Linked DNA regions of Homo sapiens: region 1 is linked to region 2. A link is a contact called in ENCODE Hi-C data. All regions are on one chromosome and are shown on one strand. Each heading gives the region's core, a stretch centred on a gene start or an enhancer-like site at or near the end of the contact. The rest is flanking DNA. Distances are from core to core; before and after follow the strand shown. Region 1 has its middle 84 kb from the start of TMEM97. Region 2 holds the start of LINC01992 (long intergenic non-protein coding RNA 1992).

Evidence for each region. Hi-C counts contacts between places; a loop is a spot of excess contacts on that map. Pooled maps may share reads with other maps.
Region 1: a pooled map shows a loop between it and region 2 (2.6-fold over the local background). The contact joins the enhancer-like site here to the promoter of LINC01992 in region 2. A Hi-C loop is called at or near these places in 1 of 168 maps with a recorded cell type or tissue (Caco-2), 1 of 37 single-sample maps with no recorded cell type and 2 of 50 pooled maps.

Annotation. Positions count from the first base shown.
Region 1 is chr17:28,232,109-28,237,704 of GRCh38, forward strand. No RefSeq gene overlaps it. Among named protein-coding and RNA genes, the nearest start is that of TMEM97, 84 kb to the right of the region's middle. Within about 2 kb of position 1,928, at least 13 of the 41 ENCODE cell types and tissues checked have a DNase peak (open chromatin) inside an H3K27ac peak, as active enhancers do.
Region 2 is chr17:27,988,264-27,994,282 of GRCh38, forward strand. It overlaps LINC01992 (long intergenic non-protein coding RNA 1992), which reads right to left and starts at 3,444. Exons shown (of 5, transcript NR_146896.1): 1 at 3,130-3,444; 2 at 502-607.

The DNA of each region.
Region 1 (5,596 bases), core at 678-3,177, 240 kb after region 2:
ATTACATCAGGAGCTGGATCAGTAGGCACCAACTCTCGGGCTTCCCAAGGCCATCGGTCTCCGATAGTGGTTCCCCCGCATACATAACAAGAAGTAACATTAAGGGAATGAGCTACATTTTCTGCTGATTGGATAAACAAATTTTTTGTCTTTTTCGGAAGTTCTGGTGCTGGCAGATTCAGCTCCTCATAAAAGGTTTGAAATACTGGCTTGGGAGAGCGCTTGTGGACCTCCCCTCTAATTAAAATGGCAACTTGGGGGTTTAACCCCGTCCCATCGATCCCCAGGGTTACACGTTCTCCCTTTTTCTAATGGGGATCTAGGGGATTGGTAATTATTAGTTCTAGTGGGTTACAGTGACCGGCAGCACAGGAAGGGTTGGCTTCCCCCTTCTGAAGATGAACCGGGTCTTTTTTGTTCTTTTTCCAAGTAGCCCAAATAACACATGGCCAAAAGGCACAATTTTCACAATCCCCTGACTCATGACAAACATATTTATTTTCTACTCTGTAGCTCCTTTCCCAGTTAAGAGAACCACATTCTGTTCCTAGTTTGTTACTATTAATGGCTGCACAAGCATCAAATCTTAAAATTATTTGTTTGGGGATTCCTTTTTCTTCTGTTCTAGTTATTATTTTACTTGTGTCACCTAGGAAAAGGCTAGTTCTTAATCTTGTTTCAAAAATGGTGGTTGCAGGGGGCTCAGATGGGTTATAACACACATCAGGTGGGTCATTTCCCAGGCTACATACCTTGTACTGAGTGGCATTATACAAACAAGTTTCTTTTAACATTCCCATATATTCATAATAACTATAGAACAGAAAGATTGTTTTAATTTGCTGTCCTACCTCAGTGACCTGATGAATACACTGGGAACAGTCCCCAGTTTGAGTAAGGTCAGTTGAAGCCCTTACTGTGTAAGTCCAGAATTTAAGAAAAATGAATCCCACGATGAGCTTCCTCATGCTTCGGCCGTGCGTGGACCAGTCAGCTTCTGGGTGTGACTGGAGCAGGGCTTGTCGTCTTCCTCAGGGTCACTCTGCAAGGGTCGTCTGGGCTTGGTCTTGCCTCCCAGGTTTCAGGTGCTGCAGGTTTTACACGGCTGTGGTGGATCCAGGCTGGGATTCCCTCTACCTTCACAGCGGTGGGAGTGGTCAGGACGACAGACTACGGTCTTTCCACCGTGGGCACAAAGAAGTTACGTTCCAGTCCTTGATCCACACTCGATTACCTGGGGAGAAAGGGTGAACTGGGGAGAATAAGCTAACAGGGCATCTCTCATTTACCCAGGCTGAGATTGTTTGTGTAATTTTTCCTAAAGCCTGTAGTTGTCGCTGTAACTCAATTTCACCTAACTCTCGGGGAGTGCCTGGAAGTCCCTGCAATATGGGAGGGGGCCTATGATACAATATTTCATAAGGGGAATATCCTGTTCTTTTAGAAGGGGTACATCTAATTTTAAATAATACCATAGGGAGAGCCTGTATCCATTTTAATCCTGTTTCCTGACATACTTTCCCTAAGCTATTTTTGATAGTCCAATTCATCGACTCCACCTTTCTGGAACTCTGAGGCCGGTAGGCAGCATGCAGTTTCCATGTGTTCCCCAATACCTTTGCCCTCTTCTGTACCAAGTCAGCCACAAATGCTGGCCCATTATCTGAGCCGATCCGTAAGGGCAGTCCAAATCTAGGAATAGGATCTCGAAGAAGCACACAGGTTACTTCACGAGCTTTCTCAGTTTGTGCTGGATAAGCCTCCACCCACCAGAGTAGGTACACACAAGAACTAGTAAATACTTGTTACCTCCACACTTTGGCATCTCTGTGAAGTCCACCTGGACATCTTCAAAGGGGGCTGCTCCATAAGCTTGTATGACGGGCGGAACAGCTGGACCTTGCTTCGCATTATGCTTTGGGCAGGTAACACACCGCTGCGTCACCGTTTTGGCAAGGGCTGACAAATGCAAGATGTAGAAATACCGGACTAACAACTTTTCAAGTGACTCCTGGCCTAGATGGGTGGTTTTATGCACAGCCAGCACAACTGCGGCTCCTAGCAGCTGTGGCACAGCTTCTCTCCCATCTGGTAACCGAATCCATCCTTCCTCCATCACTTGTCCTCCCTCTGCCTGGAGAAAGTCCTTTTCTTCTTTAGAATAAGTAGGTAAAAGATCAGGCGCTTGAGGGAGCAGGGGTGCTGTGACTGATGCCCGGAAGGGGGCAGATGCTGCTTTTCGAGCCTCTAAGTCAGCGCGGGAATTCCGCAAACCCACCAAGGTGGAAGCTCGCTGGTGTCCTCTGCAATGCATAACGGCCACCTTGTGTGGTTTCCATACTGCTTCTAATAATTGCAAGATTTCTTGTTGATATTTTATGTCCTTTCCCCCAGAGTTCAATAGGCGCTTTTCTTTATATAATGCTCCATGCACTTGAAGGGTTAAAAAGGCATACCGAGAGTCAGTGTAAATGTTGACAGTCTTACCTTCACTGAGTTCTAAGGCCTGAATGAAAGCAATGAGTTCAGCTTTCTGGGCTGAAGTGCCCTGGGGCAACGATCTGGCTTCAACAACAGTGCCCAGGGTTACCACCGCACACCCTGCAAATCTCTCTCCTTGTGGGTTGATGAAGCTGCTCCAATCCACGTATAGTTCCCAGTCTACTGATGCCCAAGGCTGGTCCCAGAGGTCAGGTCTGCTAGAGTAAACTGAGTCCAATACTTCTACACAATCATGCTTGACAGGGCTCTCTGATACCGGGAGCAAGGTAGTGGGGTTCAGGGTGTTACAAACTTCAGTGGTTATACGGGGATTTTCACAGAGCAAACTTTGGTACTTAGTGAGTCTAGCATTCGCTAGCTAATGATGTCCTTTAGTATTCGTTAAAGTCACCACAGCATGGGGGGCCTTTATGTTCAGGTTTTGCCCAAGAGTCAGCTTATCTGCTTCTTGTACTAGCAGGGCAGTTGGTGCCAAGGCCCTCAAACATGGGGGCCATCCTTTAGCAACCCCGTCTAGTTGTTTAGAGAGATAGGCCACCGGCCTCAGCCAGGGCCCCACAGTTTGGGTTAAAACTCCAACTGCCATCTTTTCTCTCTCTGACACATACAATGTAAAAGGCTTTGTCAGATCGGATAGCCCCAGGGCTGGGGCTGACATAAGTTTTTCCTTTAACTCATGAAAGGCTTGCTGTTGCTGGGATCCCCATTCAAAAGGTCCCGGTCCCCCCCACTTTGTGACCTCACACAAAGGCTTAGCTAATACTGCAAAGTTTGGGATCCACAGTCTGCAAAACCCCGCAGCTCCTAAGAATTCTCTCACCTGCCTTCTGGTCTTAGGCTCTGGCAGATTGCAAATGACCTGCTTTCTTCCTGATCCCAGGCTGCGCTCCCCCTGTCGGATAGTAAATCCCAAGTAATGTACGTGCTGTTGGCAGATCTGAGCTTTTTTCTTGGACACCTTATACCCACAGTCCTCCAGGTGCCGGAGTAGTGTGTCTGTTCCCTTGGCGCACCCGACTGCCGTGGGGTGTCCCAGCAAAAGATCAACATACTGGAGCAACACACAGCCTAGGTCTCTGGTGGGAAACTTCTGGTGGTCTCGAGCCAACACCTCCCCAAAGATGGTGGGGGAGTTCTTGAACCCTTGGGGAACCCGGGTCCAAGTGTACTGAGTAGTGACACCTGACTCCGGATCTTCCCACTGAAAGGCAAATAGCTTCTGGCTCTCAGGGGCTAATCTGATGCTAAAGAAAGCGTCTTTCAGGTCCAAGCAGGTGAAGCAGCTGTCCTCAGCTGGCAGCAACCCCAACAATGTGTACGGGTTAGGTACTGTTGGATGTAAAGTCACTGTAGCTTGATTAACCAAGCGCAAATCCTGTACCGGCCTGTAGTCCTTGGTCCCAGGCTTGGGAACAGGCAGGAGGAGAGTGTTCCGTGGAGACTGACAAGGAACTTTAATTCCAAAGGTTCTTAGGCACTTGAGATGGACCTGGATACCTTCAAGAGCTTCTCTGGGGACCGGGTACTGTTTTTGCCTAACCAGCTGGTCCCCAGGCTTAACTTCTATAAGTATGGGGGCTTGGTTGACTGCCAACCCTGGAGGGTTGTCTTCAGGCCACACTCTTGGCCACCACTTAGCCAGAGCTGGTCTTATCTCTTGGCTCAACTCAGTTAAGAAAAGTCTCCATTCCTCCTCTCGGGGGACCGTAAGGGTCATAATGACTCCCGTTCTGGGTAACTTTAGCAGCAAAGAGCCATGCTCTGTAAAAGAGATAGTGGCTCTCAGCTTGCTAAGCAAGTCCCTTCCCAACAAGGGCAAGGGACAGTCAGGCATGTACAAAAACTGATGAATCACTTTATGTCCTCCTACAGTACAAGTCCGGGGCAAGCAGAAAGCTTGTTTTGCTGAAACTCCCGTGGCTCCGATTATGTCAATAGTCTTTTTGGATAAGGGGGCGACCGGGGCGGTTACTACCGAATGTTCAGCACCGGTATCTACAAGAAAATCAATGTCTTTACCCCCAACTGTCATCCTGACCATAGGCTCTTTGGGGGCCCTTGAGCCCAGTCCCCCTCAGTCCAATAACCCTTCTGCCAGGTTGAGCAGGGCCCCTTCCTCCTTGTCTGGTGCCTCCTGCTCCAAGTCACCTTGTTTTCCTTTTAGCTGAGAGCACTTGTTCTTCCAATGTCCTATTTCTTTACAATAAGCACACTGATTACGCTGCAAGCTCTGACAGCCAGGCTGAGTTTCTTTCCCGGGGCCCCCCTTCCCTTGCCTCTTTGGGGGGTCCCCTCTGATTGCTGCAGCTAACAGATCAGCGTTTCGCTGGGCCTGACGTTCATTCTCTTTCTGGTTTTCCTTACGGCTTACTGCATCCCTGTTTACAAACACCTGGTTAGCTATTTCTAATAACTGTGATGTGTTCATCCTTGCAAACCCAGCCTGTTTCTGCAGTTTTCTTCTAATGTCTTCTGTGCTTTGAATAACTAAAGCCATGTTAATCATGCACTGATTTTCAGGGCTATCGGGATCAAAGGGAGTATACATACGATAGGCCTCACACAGTCTCTCGTAGAATTGTGCTGGACTTTCTTCTTTTCTCTGAATGACCTCAGAGACCTTGTTAATGTTTGTGGCCTTCTGGGCTCCCCTCTTTAATCCTTCCAAGAGAGCTTCCCTGTATCGGTTTAGCCTTTGCATATCCTGTCTTTCATTTGGGTCCCACTGGGGGTAGGTTCCCAGTAACTGGGTCCTTACATCCTCTTGGGGGTTTTTGTAATCAGTCGGTGCATGTTCCTCTAGCCACTTAGTTGCTGCTTGGAGCACTCTCCGCCTTTCATCTGTGTTAAAGAGGAACATGAGCAACTGGTGGCAATCAGCCCTAGTGGGGTTATGGGTCTGGATAATAGTTTGGAGCAAATCAATTAGAGCTTGTGGCTTTTCAGTATAGGATGGGGTATTGCTTTTCCAGTTGAGAAGGTGGGCAGAGGTGAAGGGCTGGTACCCAAAAACACACCTCTCCACCACGTGACCATCCTCATCTATACCAGTATACTGCTGCTCTCTCAGGGGCATTTGTATCCCAGTTTTGTG
Region 2 (6,019 bases), core at 2,194-4,693:
TGGTCCACCAGGGTGGTTGATAGGCTTCGGTCTGTCTAGAAGCACCATGCTGCTCCTGTGCTTCCAACCCAGGAGGACGCATCACACCCCCACACCACAGGGAGTTCCACGCCAGGGCAGCGTGAGAATCAGACAGACCTGGGTTCTGCCCCCTACTCAGCCACTTTCTAGCTGGGTGGCCTTGGGCAAGTTTGCTGCCTCTTCTGAGATATAAGGTCCTCAGGAGAGGGGTTGTTGTGAGGAGGAAATGGGATAATGAAGGAAAAACCTGAAGCCACAGCATCACTTGAGGCATGTTCAGCTTGCTCTTGGAATTTGGTTCCCTCATTCTCCCCAAGCCAGGTCAGAGGCCTCCAGGCCACTGTCTCCAAAGGCCCCTCTCAGACAAGAGCACTGACCCAAGGCCTCTCTCGAGCAGTCTGCTCACCTGAACGGCCCATGAGAGACAGTCTGCCATTTTAGCCTCTAACACCCACTGCTTTCTGAAGCAACAAGGCCTACCTTCTAAGACACCTGCATTAGTGGAGAGATATCTGCCATCCTGGCAAGGCAGCTGGGACCCCAGATTCAGACCGCCAAGAGTCTTGGGCCTTCAGTAGTCGGAGTCCTGTAATGAGACAGAAGCAAGAGCTCAAAGGCTCCCGCGATGCAGCCTTGGCCCAGAAGAGGATTTCCCTGTGGAAAACTGCTGGAGTGCCACCACAAGGCTGTGGGACAATAGAGAAGGGCCCGGGAGGAAGGAGTGGAGAGAAAGGGGGAGAAACAGAAGGTAAATCTCTGGAAGGACAGTTGGGGAGGAGATACGTGTATGGGCTTCGGGAACAGAGGAAAAAGGGTTTTGCTTGAGTGACCTTGGCCAAGTGTTTAAAATCTGTGTTTGTTTGGCTGCCAGAATGGAGGGAGTGACACTTTCTCTTGTGCAAAAGGTATGCTCTGGGCCCAAAGATTCAGAGGGGTGTTCCTAAGGAAGGCCAGGTGGCTCACCAGACAGGCATTTCCTTTCATCAACTCACCACAGTCCAGAATCTGTGCATGGCCTGAGAAGCTCCCAGACCTGATTTATTGGCATATGGATGGTTCACGTCTCAGGAGTTAGAGTGTCCAAGAGCACAAGAACTGGAGCATAAATCCCAGAAGGCCAGGGAGCAGACTTGATGGGTACAATGGCTCAGGGAGTATCTCCCACCCAGAGGCTTGGCATCCCAGGGACCTATGGAAGTGTCTTGCTTGTGAAGCTTGGAATAAGAGTCTATGACTTGCTTTATTGATCTTAATCAGGGTCCCCTGTCTAAGTGGCTTGTGGGCCTCTCACCATCCTTCCACAGCATTGCCACAGAAAGGTAGGTCTCTATTTGGTTAGCCTCCCTGTGTTCTCTTCAGTGTTTGGGCATCACCAAGTTCTTTGGGTTTCCTTTTCCATCCTACCAGGCCAACCACTTGCCTTCTGTTCTCCCTGCCTTTCCCAAAAGAATGGAAAGCAAATTGCTTGGTTTCCACTTTGTAATTACACTCCTTTTGGGAATGTCTCCCTGGTCACCTTGAATGGCACTGGAGGTAGCGGGGAGGGAGTCTCAAACTCTTAAGTCACATCTTCACAGACTGATTTTTATTTCACTGTAAGTGGCTGTTCTCACCCATTGTGTAAAATCTAAAGAGTCTCGTTCTCAAATGGAAACTTTATTTTCCATACCTTCATGCTCTGGGTAGGGGAGCCCTCATTATCATGTATGGATAACATTTTCTTCACAGGGTGGAGGTGAGGATTAAATGAGATAGTGGCATGGGTGTGCATTTGTATTTGAGTTCTTAGGCCAATGTCTCACAAATCACTCAATAAATCACCATCCTACAACTCCTACCCACCACATGACCAATATGTGAGAAGGGAAGAACAAACACAAGAGCCTCAGCATCTTAGTCTTTGCCAGAAATAAAGCTGGGCTATGGAATAGGAAGGAAGAGGAAGCTGAGGAACAGACATACAGTTTTGATATTTGTCCCCGCCCAAATCCTCATGTTGAACTCTGATCCCCAATGCTGGAGGTGGGGCCTGGTGGGAGGTGTTTGGATTATGGGAGTGGATCTCTCATGGCTTGGTGCTGCCTTTGCGATAGTGAGAGTGAATTCTTGTGAGAGCTGGGCATTTAAAAGTGTGTGGCACCACCCTTGCCACTCTCCCTCTCTTGCTCCTGCTCCCCCTTTGGCTTCCACCATGATTGTAAGCTCCCTGAGACCTTCCCAGAAGCCAAGGAGATCCCAGCACCATGCTTCCCATGAAGCCTGCAGAACTGTGAGCCAATGAAACCTCTTTTCTTTAAAAATTACCCAGTCTCAGGTATTTCTTTATAGCAATGCAAAAAACGGCCTAACACAAACAGTTAGTGAAAGAGGGGAGCTACAGCTCAAATTTTCTCTATTCAACACAAGATCTTTATTGCGTCTCTCCCCCTGGGCTAGACACTGTATTACAGCACCCGTCCTTAAGAAACATAATGAGGTCTAGACACATCAAAAATCCAACTATGTAATCTAAGTGTCAAGGTCTGTGGATATAAAATGGGGTCCCATTTACTTTTATTGTCCACATGACAATGACTTGGGCTCCCACCTCATCCAACCTTCCTTACAAAAGGCATTTCCCAGTTATTTGGAGCAGTCCCCAAGGGCATATCTTATATGCTCTTAAAACAACCCACTTATTTACAATCACCACACAACATCCATCATATTCTCCCTCTCCTATTTCAGGTGCCCTGTCCCATGTCACAGCCCTGGTAGCATCGGAGGGAGATTCTTAGATGCCCCTTCTGAAATCACCAGTGATCTTCGGAGGGTACCATCTCCTGATGCTCTCAATATCACCACTATCTAGAGCCCCAGATCTATGTCGGTGTCACATTTTGTCTCCTGGGCCCCAAAGCAGCACTGTTTGAGCTCGGAGTCCATAAATTATCTCACCAAGAAGACTTCAGACCTCCCATTCTTCCCCTCTATGCCTCACTCCCTGCAAGCAACTTCCCATGCCCTAACCCAGTGAGGGCGTATGTGGAAATAGCCAGCCAGCTAACCTATGCAGCTGTTGATCAACCATGCCTACCAACCAGAACAGTAAAATGGTTTTGCACCTACCTGGCTTTGAAGACAAGCAGTCCTGGGTGCCAGAGTCAGCAGCGCTCCTGTTTATTAACTATTTGACTTAGGTATACCATATCTTATACTCTGAGCTGGTTTCTTCATCTGTAAAATTGAGATAATCATGGTAGCGGCTTCAGAGAGCAATTGTAATAATTACTTGACATAAATCATGTAAAGCACTACTTCCCAAACTATTTCCCATAATATATGCCAGTGGAGGGCTCCTGTTAAATCTATGGGTTCCAGGACTTTACACCAAGCCTAGTGAATCAGATCTTCAGGGAGGGGCTCAGAATCTGTATGCTGAATGAGTGTTCCAAGTGGTTCTTTTGACCTTATGGGAAATGCTCAGTAAATAGTAGCTTTGCAAAGTCACAATTTACATTACCAATATCTATAGTCAGTTTAACAATGATGTCACAATTTCCATCAAGAACAATGAGTACAATGTTTTACTTCTGGATAACAAAAGGGCCATTCTGAGATTTTTTTTCTTAAAGCAGCAGTCTCCTCCAAAGGTAAATTAAGGTCTGTAAATTTAGATTCAGAAAATGATCTGTAAATTTTATTTTATCTTATTTTATTATTGTTTTATTTTTTGAGACAGGGTCTCACTCTGTCACCCAGGCTCAACCTTCTCATTGCAGCCTCAACCTTCCAGGCTCCAGTGATCCTCCCTCCTCAGCCTCCTGAGTAGCTGGGACTACAGGCATGTGCCACCATGCCCGGCTAAGTTTTGTATCTTTAGTAGAGACGGGGTTTTGCCATGTTGTTCAGGCTGGTCTCGAACTCCTGGGTTCAAGCAATCCTCCTGCCTTGGCCTCCCAAAGTGCAGGGATTACAGGCATGAGCAACCACACGGGCCCATAAATTTTAAATGAGCACTTATCCTGCTTTTACCTACTAATGTTTCAAAAACTTTAGGGACTGATCATATACAGGTAGCCCTATTATATCATATTCTCTGTAGGGTCCTGCATACAATAATCATCTTCAGAATTATGTTAGATTCACATACACAATGTCAACACATGTACAATTTTTGAAATACACCAGACTCAGAAACATAACCCTTGCAAACCTTGGGAAGTGTTCATATATGTTTTTATTACTCAATTTTTTCATCCTCTTAAATCTTCCACCCAACTGTGATCAATCAAGGCTATCCTTTATAATCATGGACTTTTCTGTGATCTTTTCTACAAAAACTTTCATCTCATTTCTGAAGCATCACTTCTCTTCTAATATTGTCTTGTTTTCCAACTCATTACACTGATACCTTCTCCTCAGTGTGAAATTACTGACATCGATGAGGTGTGAATTCACCCTCCTGGGTTCTGCTCCTGTACGAGTTCTCTGGAGAACCATGAGTCATGGCTTCCAGATGAGACCCTTTGCCCATTTTTGTCCATTGACTTATTGGAGTAAGCTGTCGATAAGAGTTTCTCTATGTCAAATGAGGGTTGAGCTATATTTGAAGGTTTACCCATGTTTTGTAGACTACAAGCCTTTTTCATACGAATCTTCTGATGTTCCAATTCCCTTTTGAGGTGGTCTCTGGTATCTCCACTGGCCTTTTATTTATGCATTTGCTTTTGAGAGGGGCTCACCAAATTGCCCTCCACAGACCTACTGGGGGGGCCCTGCTGGCCCCTTCCACCCACCCAGATCACAGCAGAAACATTGAAGGCAAAACTTCCAACTTGGATCCCTTCCAGGAATAATAGTAATATCAACTATTCTGCATTCTGCTCAAAGCTCTATCTAAATCATCCCATTTAATCTTTAAAATGGCCCTTCAAAGTGGATATTATTACAATACTCACTTTAAATGTTTGGTTCAAAGAACTTAAACAACTTGTTCAAGGTCATTGAGCCAGTAAGTAGCAGAGCCTGATCCTTTGGACACTAACTATAGCTTCCAGTCTCCGTACTGTTGCCCCAATTCCCTCTCACTTTTCATCTTCTTCCTAGTGACTTAATGGGAGCCCCAATCTTGCCAAGGGGAAGTCCATAGTCTTTAACACTTTCAGCCCAGCTTGGCACCGAGACCTTGCCCAGCCCAGCTGGACTTGCATGACAGAGAGGCTTTATTCTCCAGTCCTGTGTTCCTCCACAGCCATTCTCTGAAGGATGAGGTCATTCTTCATAGAATTACTTTCTGCTCCTCCAGCCATACTCCCCTAACTGCAGCGCCCCTCAACACACTGTAGTCTCCCAGTTCCAATTATCATCACCAGGCTGAGTGGGCCCTTGGAGACACCTCCAGGAAGGAGAGGACTAAGTTAAAGTCCAGGCAGCAAAGATACTGTATTATCTATCTCTGTATAACAAATTACCCCAAAGTTTAATAGTTTAAAACAAAAAACGTTATTATCTCCCAGTTTCTACGGGGCAGGAATATGAATGAGTCTTAGCTGGATGCCTCTGGCTCAAGTTCTCTGAAGAGGCTGCCATCAAGCTGTTGGCCAGGAACATGGACTCATCTGAAGACTCAACTAGAGCTGAAAGCTCCAATCCCAAGCTTGCTCACGTGGTTGTCATCAGGCGTCAGTTCCTTATGAGTTATGAGGCTAAAGATCTTAGTTCCTCGTCACACCACATAGGCCTCTCCAAAAGACCACTCACAGTATGGCAACTTGCTTCCTCTACCACATGTGATTCAGGAAAGACAGCAAGAGAGAGCACACCCAGGGTGCAAACCACAGTCTTTTTATAACCTATCTCAGAAGTGCCGTTCTATCATGAATACTGCATTTTATTTGCCAGAAGTGAATCATTAGTCACTTAGTGGAAGGAAATTACACAAGAGCACAAATAACAGGAGATGGAGATCATTGCCAGAGCAGGGGTTGCAGGGTGGTCGGGACTTGGTAATCCCACT